2 separate regions of the Homo sapiens genome follow, and region 1 is linked to region 2. Evidence: chromatin contacts called from ENCODE Hi-C or POLR2A ChIA-PET data. All regions are on one chromosome and are shown on one strand. The core of a region is the stretch at or near the end of the contact, and the rest is flanking DNA. Distances in the headings are between cores, read along the strand shown.

Region 1 (5,987 bases), core at 596-3,095, 2.0 Mb after region 2:
TAATTAATACATATTAACAATACCTTTTTAACAGATAAGAGATTATGGAAACTCTCAAATACAAAATAGTGTAAACTGCACTAAAGAGATATTTACATGTTTTTTTCTGAAATAAACTAGTATGATTAAGGGATTGTGATGGCAATTTAACTCCCTTGAAAAAAAAAGAAGATTTCATTATAGGGTATGAAATATGGGGCTCCTGGAAAATTGACGGAAACCAGGACACTGGGAGAAAGGCCCTGGGAGGGACCCCTGAGCATGGTCCCCCTGAGATTTGACCAGTTCCAAAGATAGGCAAGGATCTAGAATGAGAAGAAAGAAGAAAATGTATTTCCCAAACAGCCTCACTGTCAAAGGACTGGGATTCAGCCACTGTACCTTGCAATCCTGATCTCCCATGGGGGAACGACATACTTTTTCCTCTCTAATCATCACTTGTCTCACCCCCACTCTCAACACACACATCCCTCTTAGCACATTAATCAGTGAGACTCCTAAAGGTACAACTTCTGAGATATAAGAAATAGGATCCAAGAAATCAACCCGACATTTTACAGGCAACTGAGCCTTGAGTTCACACATGCTTCCGGGACTTGTGAGCCAGCTCAGCCCTGCGGAGACACCCCCATCTCTTTGAAAGCAAATGCCTTTAGGAGGCGGGGACAGGCGTTAGAAGAGGTGGTGGCAAGGTCCCTGATTTGGGGACTAAGGCTAGGACACTAACCACCATCTTGCCATAAACACTTCCAGATTGGGAATGGGGGGCGGCGGGGGGGTGGGTAAGAGAAGGGACTGGGAAACTGGCAAATTCTCAGACTGGGACTTCAGGATGTGGAAATCGGGAGCCACTGCTGAGGTGGCCAACTGAAGGTGAAGAAGCCCAAGCGTCTGAAGTGCGGGCAGGGCCTGAGGCGTCTCGAGCTTATCCAGCAAGCAAAGCCCGGGCAGCCTAAGCGCGCGCCACCCACACCCAGGTCAATCGTCCTCCCCACCCCCCGCCCTCATCCCAGCCCTCGCGCAGTGCTCCCCCCTTCCCCGACCGCCCCCCAGGCCTCCGTCATTCCCCCTCCCCGCCCGGCCCCGCCTTCGCCTTACACTGAATGGGCGGGTAGCAACTGGGGTCCTCGCCGCCGGGCTGGCAGCGGCTGGAGAAGGCGCTGCGCGGGGTCACGTAGTTGCTGGGGAAGATGCCCACCCGCTGGTTCAGCTGCCCGGTCCACCAGCCCTCGTCGCCGGACACCTGCGAGTCCTTGGACAGCACCTCCACCACGTCGCCCAGCCGCAGGGTCAGCTCGTCCTCGCCCGCCGCCTCGTACTCGAACACGGCCGTCCAGTAGGGCAGCGGCGCGTCGCAGCCCAGCTCCCCGGGGCCCACCGCCGCCGCCGCCTCCTCCTCCTCCTCCTCCTCCTCCTCGGCCCCGGCCCCTGCTCCATCCTCCCCCGGCGGGGCGGCAGCGGCGGCGCTCGCTAGGCAGCCGAGAAGCGCTCTGGAGGGCTCCATGGAGCGGCCGATCCATAGGGTGCGGGGCCGCCGCCGCCCGCAGGAGCCGCCGCCGCCTATTGTTCATGCGCCTCCGCAGAGCTGGGAGGACCCCCCCCCAACGACGGCGGCCGCAGGTAGGGCCCGGGCTGGCAGGGCTGGGAGAGCCGGCTCGCCGGCGCTGTTACCGCGGTACGAGAAGAGCGCCGAGCGCGAGCTCTTCGCGCAGCCTAGGGGCGCAGCGGGCCGAGTCCCCGCCTGCCCGCTCGCCCCCCCGGGGGCGGCCTCGTCACCTCTGCCGCCGGTACCTGCTCGCGCAGCCGGTGCCCGCCGCTGCCAGCCGGCCGCCGCTCTCCTCTCCGCGCCGTGCCGTGCCCCGCCCCCCGCACCGCCAGCTCGCCGGGACCACCTGACGCGGGCCTGGCTCCGCCCCAGCCCTGCGGACCCCAGGGGGCTCCGCCCCACGCCCGCCCCGCCCCGCGCCCGCTGCCTTCCCATTGGCTGCGGCCGCCCAGTCCCCGGTTCCTCCGCCGTGGTTGGGGCAGCCTAGCTGGCCGTCTCGCAGGTCCCTCTCACCCCCTGCGCCGCCGTCGCACCGTGCCCTCCCCCATTGCGGGCTCTGTCATTCTCAAACCCAGGTCGACCCACTCTTCCCGCCCACTGGCCCGCCGCAGCTCCCTCCATTGGCTCGCGGCACCTGTCCGTTTCCTGGGAGAGTTCAGCACCTCCCGGCAGGAAGAGGCTCCGGCCTCATTGGGTGCGTGAGAAGGGAAGGGTGGATCCTAAAAGGTAATACTGAGCCTTCATTCAAACTAAAAGGCTGGAAGGGAGGCAGCTGCCTTTGTTTGCCATGGATGGGTAGGGGCTGCACTGAGCAGCACCGGTGTTCTTCATCCGGCTGCACCCCCAACAGAGCTCTTTCTTCCCCAGATCCCTTTTACAGTTGGATTCTCCCTCTTGGATCTGGCTCTGCCTTAGTCCGACCTAGAGGGATCAGCTTCGCCCACGCCCACTCTCACCCGGAACCTTTCATCTCTTATTGAAGCCTTTTAGGCCCATTGGGATGTTCATTAGAACTCTGAAAACTACAGTTCTCCCCTTTATGAGGACTGCACCACAGCTCGCCCTCTCCTGGGTTCCGGTAAGAAGAGATTCCAATACCACTCTTTTTTCAGAATTCAGAAAGGCAAGAGACCACCTTACTGAGCTTCAAACTGGGGCTGGGAACGCTGCCATGAATTGGGCTTGGTCTGTCTGAAGGGAGCCACCTTTTCGACAATCCTTAGACTTCTTTTGCCTGTTGGAATTACACCTTGGATCGTGGCGAAGTCTATAGAGGTCAGATTAAGAAGAACCAAAGCAGAATAAACGTAGAACCCGATGCTGAGTTCACGAGTGAGGACGACCTCTTCCTATATGCTTTGCTATACCCTGCGTTTTGAACATTAAGGACGAGATAGGAGGCCCATAATGTTTCTTCTTGCTTTAATCCTGTCGTGGCAACGTTGACTTCCAGTAAGAAAGGTTCTCTGATCTTTTTTTCTCTTTTCTTTTCTTTTCTTTTCTTTTCCTTTCTTTTCTTTTCTTTTCTTCCAGGGTCTCAGTTTGTTGTCCAGGCCAGAGTGCAGTGGCGCAATCTCGGCTCACTGCAGCCTCAACATCCTAGGCTCAAGCCATCCTCCCACCTCACCCTCCCGAGTAGCTGGAAGTACAGGCTCGTCTTGAACTCTGGGCTGAAGTCATCCACCTGCCTCGGCCTCCCAAAGTGCTAGGATTACAGGCCTTAGCCACCTCACCTAGTCCTCTGAAATTTCTAAATAAGCCAGTGCTGAAGGATCTAGCCCAACTTCTACCAAACTTTGTTACCTTTTCCCCTTCAGTGGTAGGAATAGACATGATTTATTTAGCAAGGGTGAGTGCTTTTGTTGAATTTTAGTTTGGGGTTTATTATTACACAAACTAAAGACAGCGGGGCAATTTGGAAAGATAACTAGGCAGCTGCATGACTTCAGGCAGGTGTCCTAACACTGTACTCTTAAAGTGAGGGGAGTGAACTGGAAGATATCCTGTGTCCTCATAGTTTGAACATTCTGTGGTTCGCTCATCAATATGACTACACTGTATAGTCATAGCACACATTTGAGGTCTTGAAGAAGAGAGATGAGGCTTGTTCTAAAAAGCATCCAGAGTAGGTCTTGAAAAAGGATTTCTGTTTAAGTAAAGACCTAAAACAATGCTCAGATTCCTATTATACATAGGATCCATGAACTGGAAAAGATATGGATGAGTCTGAGTAAATTATCTAGGTTTTGTTTTAGACAAAACCATTCCACTGTCAAGCAGCAGAGAGCAAGGGAGTGGGGATGGAGGTATATTGTGTTTTTTTAAAGGCCATAAGAAAATAATTGTCTTGATAAAATTTTAACTTAGGACTGGGTATGGTGGCTCGTGCCTGAAATCTCAGCAGTTTGGGAGGCTGAGGCAGGAGGATCACTTGAGCCCAGGAAGGAGACCAGCCTGAGCAACATGGCGAGACCCCTATCTCTACAAAAAATGTTAAAATTTGCCAGGCATGGTGGTGCAAGCCTGTAGTCCCAGCTGTTTGAGAGGCTGAGGCAGGAAGATTGCTTGAACCTAGGAGGTCAAGGCTGTAGTGAACAGTGTTTGCTATACCACATTCCAATCTGGTGACAAAGCAAGACCCTGTCTCAAAAAAAAGAATTTTTTTTAACTTGAGGGAAAAAAAGTTTTACAAACTGTAGACACACAGCAAAACAGAAACAGGAAAAAAAGTACTAAAAAGAGAAAAATGTCAGTAGTGGGTCTCTAAGTAGTCGGATTATGAGTAATTGGGTAAGTTTATTGTCATTTTGCTTCTCCATAATTTCGTATGTTCTACTATTTAGTTTTGTGGATTCCTTCCCACTCCCTGGGAAGAGGGGAAGAGAGGAGAAAAATCATTGATTCTTCTCAATAGGAAAACTAATTCCCTGTGCAACTTAAACCTTTAATACCATAGCATGTGTTTAGAATCTCATAAAGAATCATTCATCAAACATTTCAACAAGTCATTCAGTTAATATTTGTTGAATGGGTAAGTGCTAGGAATTCAAATGAGGGTAGATCTTTCAGACTAAACTTGTCTGGCAGGGTTGCATGGAAGAAGCAGAACCAGAACTGGTCCTGGAGGGGAATGGGGTGGAGCAGGGAAGAGTGTGTTCAGGAAAGGAGGGTGGGAATAGGCACAGCCACAGACGTAGGAAAGCATGGAGAGGGGACCATTTGGATGGAATAGAAGGATGAGAAAGAACTGAAAAGATAGGTTGAGACCAGACTGTAGAGGGCCCTGTAATCACTTGATTCACACTAGTAATTATGTAATTGATTATTTGTAATTATTTAATGTCTGGTGCATCCACCATAAGGGTAGGAACCAGTCTGTCTGGTTCTCCACAGCTCTCCCAGCACCTAGAGAGTGCTTAGCACATAATTGACTCTCAGTACTTCTTTGCAACTGGATGGCTGACTTGAATCCCAGGCGAAGAAGCCTTGGTTTTGTTCAGCATGTAAAAGATTATCACTGAAAGGTTTTGAGTAGGGCTGTGGGGTGATCAAATACTGCCTTCCCTGAGGACTAGAATGGATGAGGAGATGCTTAAGTTGGGCATTGAAAGATATGTACAACCTGATTAATAGAGAATAAAAGATGTGGAAATAGAAATTAATGTAGTGGGTAGCAATAATAGAAATTTCATCCAGAGAAGAGGAGAGAATGCAAAAAGGGAGTGATGGGAAATAAAACTGATGAAATAAAAGAAGGGCAGATTGTAAAAGACTTTGAAAGTCAGGTGGAATTACCAAGATTTTACCACTATGAAGTTTTTGAGGAGGGGATTGGCAGATGTCACCCCAAAAAAGAAACATTTTCTCTACCACGCTGAAAAGCATAGCATAAGGGAGAAAATAGCAATCAAGATGCAAGTTGGCATTAGACTTAAGTCAACAGATCATGGTTTATCCTGGCTTTGTCCTTTAAAAATGCTGTGACTTTGGGCAAGACACCAGTTTGAACCTCAGTTTCCTCAATTTTAAGTAGGTGTAATAATAATACCTGGTTTTAATGGATGTTTACAGGATTAAATGAGACAGGACATGCAGAAGCTCTTAGCTTGCTGCTCACACCCAGCAAATAGTCAACATATTTTTTTCCTTCTTTCACCTGCCCATTACCCCCAAGAAACACTCTTTAATTACACCTAGGCCTCTTGACTGAAAGTTGAACCCAGGGTTTTCCCTAAAGGAAAGAGAGAGAAGGAAGGAAGGAAAAAGGAACAGAGGCCTCTGGGAGGCCGAGATGGGTGGACCACTTGAGCTGAGGAGTTCAAGACCAGCCTGGGCAACATGGTGAAACCCCATCTCTACAAAATAGAAAAATTAGCCAGGCATGGTGGTGCCTGTGGTCCTAGCTTTTGGGAGGCTGAGATGGGAGGATCGCTTGAGCAGA
Region 2 (6,001 bases), core at 2,319-4,818:
CTGGAGTAGGCAGGAGGTCCCTCCCTACCCTGGCTTAGTCATCTGAGATGGAAAGTCTGCTGAAGATGGGCAGGCGTCTTGAGTTGTCCAAGGTCGGGGAGTCTGAGCCACTGTGGCTGCTGCTGGAGCTGCTCAGGTAGCCCTCCTGGTCCGAGAGAGAATCCTGAGGGCTGGGGGGAGAGTCAAACATGTGAGGGGACTCGGACATGGGCCGGAAGAGGAAGGTGGTCGGGGAGCCACCCCCGGGCAGCCCCATGCTAGGGGCAAAGAGGCTTGCCAGCTCCTGGCTGGAGAAGGCAAAAGGGTTATTGGTGCCATCGGGCAGGGTAGGTGAGCCCAGGAGGTCATCGGCGCTCAGAATAGGGGGTGGGGTGATGGACGTGGGGCTGTCCAGCAGCCCGGTGGCAGCGGCGGTGGCAGCGGCACTGGGAAACCCAGCAAAGCTAAAGCTATGCTGGAGGCGGGGACGGTCAGCGGAGAGGTCCCGGGCCCCGGCCAGGGCACGGCGCTCTTCAGCGTTGTGGATGAAGTGGCAGCGGGGCCCGTAGGGGCAAAAGCCGATGGTGTGGAAGGTGCGGCACAGCTCCGTCTTGTACTTGGGGTGGCGGGTCAGGCTGCGGAGCTCGTGGATGCCGTGTGCGAACTGGCACTTGTCCCCGTACTTACAGGCACCGTTTTCCTCAAAGGGGCGGCACAGCTCCGTCTTGTAGCGGCTGGAGTTGACCTGGCCGCCCCCGGGCTGCTTCTGGGTGGGCAGCAGCCGCTCGCCCCCTTCCGAGAAGGAGCGGTCTCGGAAGCGGCTGTCTCGCGAGCTCAGAGCGGGGGCTGGCTCACCCTTGAGGCTGCTGAGGAGCTGGTTCTGGTGGAACTTGGAGCTGGGCAGGGTGACTGAGTGCCTCCGAGGGAAGCCCCCACCAGCAGGGGTGCCCACTGCCTTTCTGTCCAGCAGGCAACCCCCTGCACTGGGAGCACTATAGTTGAGCATCTTGTTACCCTGGAGAGAGAAGAGAAAGGATGGTAAGGACAGAGGACATCCACCAGGATGTCCACTATGGGCAGCCCCCTACACAATCACAAACGCCCGCTCTTTCTCAAAGAACTCATCTCTACCTCGGCTCTAGCAAGCTCCCTTCCCTCTCTCCCTCCCATAGGCCATTCACCTGGGTTTATTTTGGCCCCATGCGTAAGAAACCACAAGATCCAAACTGTGTGACAAGCACCCTGCTCCATGCTGACTCCTGCAATGCAACCCCCATGTCCTCTGTCCCCAAAGCTACCACTTTAAAGTTCAACTTTTTTACTAGTCAAATAGATTCTTCAACTCAAAATATCTCACACAACCCAGACCTCTCTAGATTACCGCACCCCGCCCCCGCCACCGCCCGCGACAAAAACAGGTAAACCTCAGAAAGGAGTCTATCATAGGCTACGTTAGGTCCCCTTCCAATCAGTCTCTGCTTAATTGATACCCCCTCCTTCAAGACCTGGCCTAAGACTCTCAACTTCCTCCTTCAGAAGTGTTCCCTTCCTTTGGCAACAGGTTTTCAGACTGCCTTTGCTTTTTCTTGTGGGGAGGAGATTGGGGGCCTGGTCTGAGGTTGGGGGAGACAGGGATGTGATTCCTGAAAATAAAACTCTTTGCCCTAAGTTCCCGGAAGAGATATTTTCTACAATAATCTCTCTCACCATTTCCACTCAGCCCTAGCCCACCCCGCCCCCTTCACTGAGAAGATGCCTTTGCAATTAGTCTTTTGGCTGCAAGAGCAAGCTTGGATAAGAGCTCCAGTGTTTAATCTTTAACGCAAAGCTGCAGATGGAAAGGAAAAGGAAAGCACCAACCCCCCTACCCACCTCCTAGTCAATAGCGGATTGGGGGTGGTGGGGATGGGGGCAGAGCCACCAATGGCAGGTTTCTGTTCCAATAGGACCCTGGTCACCTGCCCAAATTGTACCCAAGATTTGGAAATGGTGCAGGTCAGGGACCTAGGAGTTAGTTCCCAGCCCATGTGGGTGTCATTGTGCAAATTCTAATGTTGGTCCCTTAGGATCAGCAGGGGGGGACCGGGAATCTGTAACTGCAACCACCCCACCGAGAGGATTACAGGAACCCAGTCGAGAGCTGGTTCCCAACAATGAGGTTCATTTAAAAAGTCGTGAGGGGGGAGGGGGGCCAAAGAAAGAAATAGATCAAAGAGCGGGAGAGTCGAGAAAAGAAGGAAGAAATGTTGGGGAGCGCTGGCAGCCGGGCTGGCAAGTGGAGTTTGGGAATGTGCAGGGAGGGAAGGAAGCTGAAAAATTCAAACTTTTTAAATGCTACTCTTCAGCTCCTCGGCGTCCCTGCACCCCAACCCTGCAGCCCTGGGGCGTTGGCAGCTGCACCAACAGGAGCAGCAAGCTGGGAAAACAGAGCAACATGACCCGACGTGTTAAGAGAAGGCAAAACACTTCAGCAATTAAAAAGTAGCCCAGCAGCTTCACCCTTTCAAATTGGGAGGGGGAGGTTGGAAAGAAATTTAACAACATCCATAGACTTTTGCTATGTACATTTAAACCGCAGTCCTGGAACATTCCGAGTTTAAAACTTGCTTTTTCAACACTGGCTGACAAGCAACATGTTTTAAGGAGCCCCCCATTAAATCCTTACTCGCGGGACTCTCGAGTTCAAGCCAGCATTTTGTCGCCACCTCCCCCCCCAACCCCGCCCGCAATCGATGAGCCGCAATGCCTCGGCAACACAGGTAAGCGGGTCAACCTGAATGCCTCTTTCACCCCAAAGTTTGCTGCACGATCGGCTATCGCGGGAAGAAGCCCAACGGAGCTAGGGCGGACTCAAGCCCCACTGCAAACTTGTTCTGCAACATCTTTTTGAATCACAACTTGGCCTTTCTTCCTCGCATATCCCCAGCTCCCCCCAAAGAGTGGAGGAAAACATTGTCCCGAGACTCACTTCCCCGAGGGACCTCCCACTCCCAACCCCACGGGTGGGTAATGCCGCTGGACAGACCTAGGGCGCAGACTGGGAACCCGATCAGACCAGCAAACCTGGGATCCAGCAGCACGTTACGTAAAACAGGATCGCCCAAAACTTGTCCCAATCCCAGCCCTCCCCCCGAAGCCCCCGGGCTGCCCTGCCAGGCAAACTTCGCCCCTCAAAACCCTGGCCTCCAGATTCACATGTAATCCCCGCCAGCAACTGTTGAAACTCAAAGGGTGGGAAGGACGGGGCCAAATTCCTTCAAACTTGGGAGAAATGCCGGAGGAGAAAAGAATCATCTCGCTGCACCACTTTCCCCATTGCCTTCCAAGACCCAAACTTTTGGGGGTTCTTTCTTAAGGCAAAAGAAAAAGACTTTTTGAAAAGCAAATGCTCCGCCCCCCTTTACCTTGCATAAAACTTCGCTCAAGTCGAAGATGGTGGCAGACACGAGGGTGGTGGTCATCCTGTGCGTTCGCGCGAGCCAGGGGCGAGGATCTGGTGTGTCGCGAAGGTCCCGGTGCGGGGAAGGCGCAGCCTCTCCTGTCTGGAGTCCCACACGCCAGTTCCCGGCGCCCCTCGCCTTTCTGACTCCGGGCTGGGGCGCGCAAAGCCCAATTTATAAAGTTCAGATTTGGTGGGCCGGGGGGAGGAGGAGCTTTAAACTTATTTAAATGAGGAAGAGGAGGAAAAAGAAGTTGATTGACACTGGAGTTGAATCAGCCATGCGGTCAGGCGGGGAGGGGGGGCAGGGGGAGGAGAAGAAACTTTCAAAAGGAAGAAGGGGGAGGGGAGACGAGAAAAGAAGGCGGAAAAAAAAAACCCCACTGTGAGCCGCGCACAACTTTTTTTTTTTTTTCTTTAAGAGGAAAAGTTTCAAGTCGGCTGACTTCCCTACCCGGCGCTTCAGGCGCCCCCTCTCCGGGGCCGCGCGGGCGCAGAGCGGGAGGGGCGCGCCCCCTCCTTTGTCAGCCTCAGAGCGCGGCTGTGACGTCACTCATTCCACTCCCTCCGGGGTTCTTGTTGTCATGTTGTTGTTTTTTGTTGGGCAGGAAGGCGGGCTCGACTTTCTCTTTTTGCCAGCGGGAGCTGAAGCCCGTCCTTAGCGCCCGGGCCGCGGTTTCCATCTTGAGCTGGCGGTCTCCTTGAAACTTCCCCAAGTGTCTGCACAACTTACCTTTTCCCGACTTCTCTTCGACACTCGGCTCCCTTCGGCAAACCGGGCAGGCCGAGGACATTAGAAATTTGGGACGCACAGAATGTTCAAGCCTAGGATTTTATGTTGCTGTTTTTTTTCCAGCGGGGCGTAGGGTGGGGCGCGCTGCTGGGGGGACTAGGGAAACTTTTTCCCCAGGAGGACATGGTCTGGCGGGGGCGAGCGCGGCACAATTTAGTGCGCCGCACGCGTCGACACTCGCGCTCGCTTTGCAGCCGGCGCTCTCCGGGTGTGGGCGGGTGGGGGGCGCCGCAAAAAAAGACCACAACCCGGGACGATTGTTTGTTTTACCAGGCCTAGGCGTGCCGTTTCTTTTCACGCATCCAATCTTTAAACTTTTTAGTCAAGAAAACCCTAATCCTTCCTGAATGCCCCTTCCTCCCAGAAAAAGCCCACCGAGCAACTCACTACTTTCCACGCGCGCTCCGAATTCTGGGCGGCGCCACAACCCTCCCTCCTCCTCCATCCTCCCCACACACACCTCAAGACTCTAGAACAATGAAAAAAGGTTACTTTGGTAAGAATGAAGGTAAAGAGGTGGAGGGAGGCGGCACTTTTAACTTATTGTTGCTTCTCTCTCGCCCCCACCGGAGTGGAACATATGGCTTGTCACGCTGCGCCGTTTTGGCGGGAGGTGGAGAGGGGGACATGGGAGCCACGAAACCGAAGGGCCCGCAATGGAGCATGACTCCCTTGAAAATGATAAAATATATACTGTTAGGTTTGGATGCCGCCCACCCAAATAAAAAGTTAACGAGTCCCCCACCCGCCCCCTGCGCCTTGGCCCGACTGCTGGCGTGATGACCCAGGCGGAAGTCGCAGGGCTGCGCTTCTTTCCGATTTCCACGCGGGCTCCGCCGCCCCCCTCGGCCCTCGCACGTTTCTTCCCAGCACTCGAGGCCGCCGAGTCTGTTATGAAACCCGGTGCTGCGGAGTGGCTAAGATTGAGTTCCATTGCGATGTAATTAGGTCACCCCATTATGAGCACGTTTCTTTGGAAAGGACGGGGCGGGCCGAAGAGAGCGCATTCTCACCACCCCCAACACACACTTTTTTTTAAAACTGCATTTCTTATTTATTCGTAAACATCTGGGCAAACCCAGCGAAACCTTCCAAATCACAATTGTTTGAGAAACCGGCTGTTTTTCAACTTTGTGAAACCCAACTTTTGCTGCAGCCACGAACCTACGTGATCCCAGCGGGGTCGGCTTTCATTTGTCTCCTCTGCCCGAAATGGATGGCCCCCACTTTAACTCGGCTGCTGCCCCTCGCTTGTTCTGCTGCTGCCCTCCAGCCGTCTGTTGCTTCCCTCCCCCGCTCCCATTTTTCAGCTTTTCTTGAAATCTGGCAAGCGCCAGAAAGGGAAATAACTTCCATCCACCTTAATTTAAATCATTCAAGTGTAGGTTTCTTTCTTAGAGGGATGTTTGCTCGTTCCTTTCCCAAGTGGGTGTTGGGGCGGTGGGGGAGAGATTTCGTGCAGTTTCTTGGTGATGAGGTAATGAGTTCCAGATTTCAGGACAGAGCAGAGTGCGCGTTGAAACCACAAGGTTAGTCTGAGTTCTGATGTGAAGCTATTTCGGTTTTTTATTCCCCCGGCCTCCACCCATTCCCGCTCCCCCACCCCCCACCCCCCCCAAAAAAGAGGCCGGCTGGTCTTTAACTCCCGAGGGTTCGCGAAGCTCAGCTGGGGGGACCGGAGGAGGGGCTGGAAAAAAGCAAAGGGGAAGGGGACTGGGAGCGGGCGGGGCCCCCTTCCCGGCCCAGGGCCTGTCCCCGCGGGGCACCGGCTATGCCCCTGCTTCGGGCGG

Evidence for each region. Hi-C counts contacts between places; a loop is a spot of excess contacts on that map. ChIA-PET counts read pairs that join two places held with the same protein, here RNA polymerase II (POLR2A). Pooled maps may share reads with other maps.
Region 1: a pooled map shows a loop between it and region 2 (7-fold over the local background). The contact joins the promoter of MAP3K9 here to the promoter of ZFP36L1 in region 2. A Hi-C loop is called at or near these places in 5 of 50 pooled maps. POLR2A ChIA-PET finds 5 or more read pairs at or near these places in 2 of 52 experiments (CD8-positive, alpha-beta memory T cell and WTC11).

The regions. Positions count from the first base shown.
Region 1 is chr14:70,807,668-70,813,654 of GRCh38, forward strand. It overlaps MAP3K9 (mitogen-activated protein kinase kinase kinase 9), which reads right to left and starts at 1,846. Exons shown (of 12, transcript NM_001284230.2): 1 at 1,099-1,846. The coding sequence starts at 1,504. MAP3K9-DT (MAP3K9 divergent transcript) reads left to right here and starts at 1,117. Exons shown (of 2, transcript NR_184164.1): 1 at 1,117-1,620. RefSeq lists an enhancer at 408-467 and a silencer at 1,408-2,047.
Region 2 is chr14:68,789,499-68,795,499 of GRCh38, forward strand. It overlaps ZFP36L1 (ZFP36 ring finger protein like 1), which reads right to left and starts at 3,569. Exons shown (of 2, transcript NM_004926.4): 1 at 3,384-3,569; 2 at 1-994. The coding sequence starts at 3,440. The coding sequence ends at 35. RefSeq lists enhancers at 230-289, 300-379, 487-1,102, 5,190-5,734, 5,397-5,556 and silencers at 3,727-3,796, 3,817-4,016.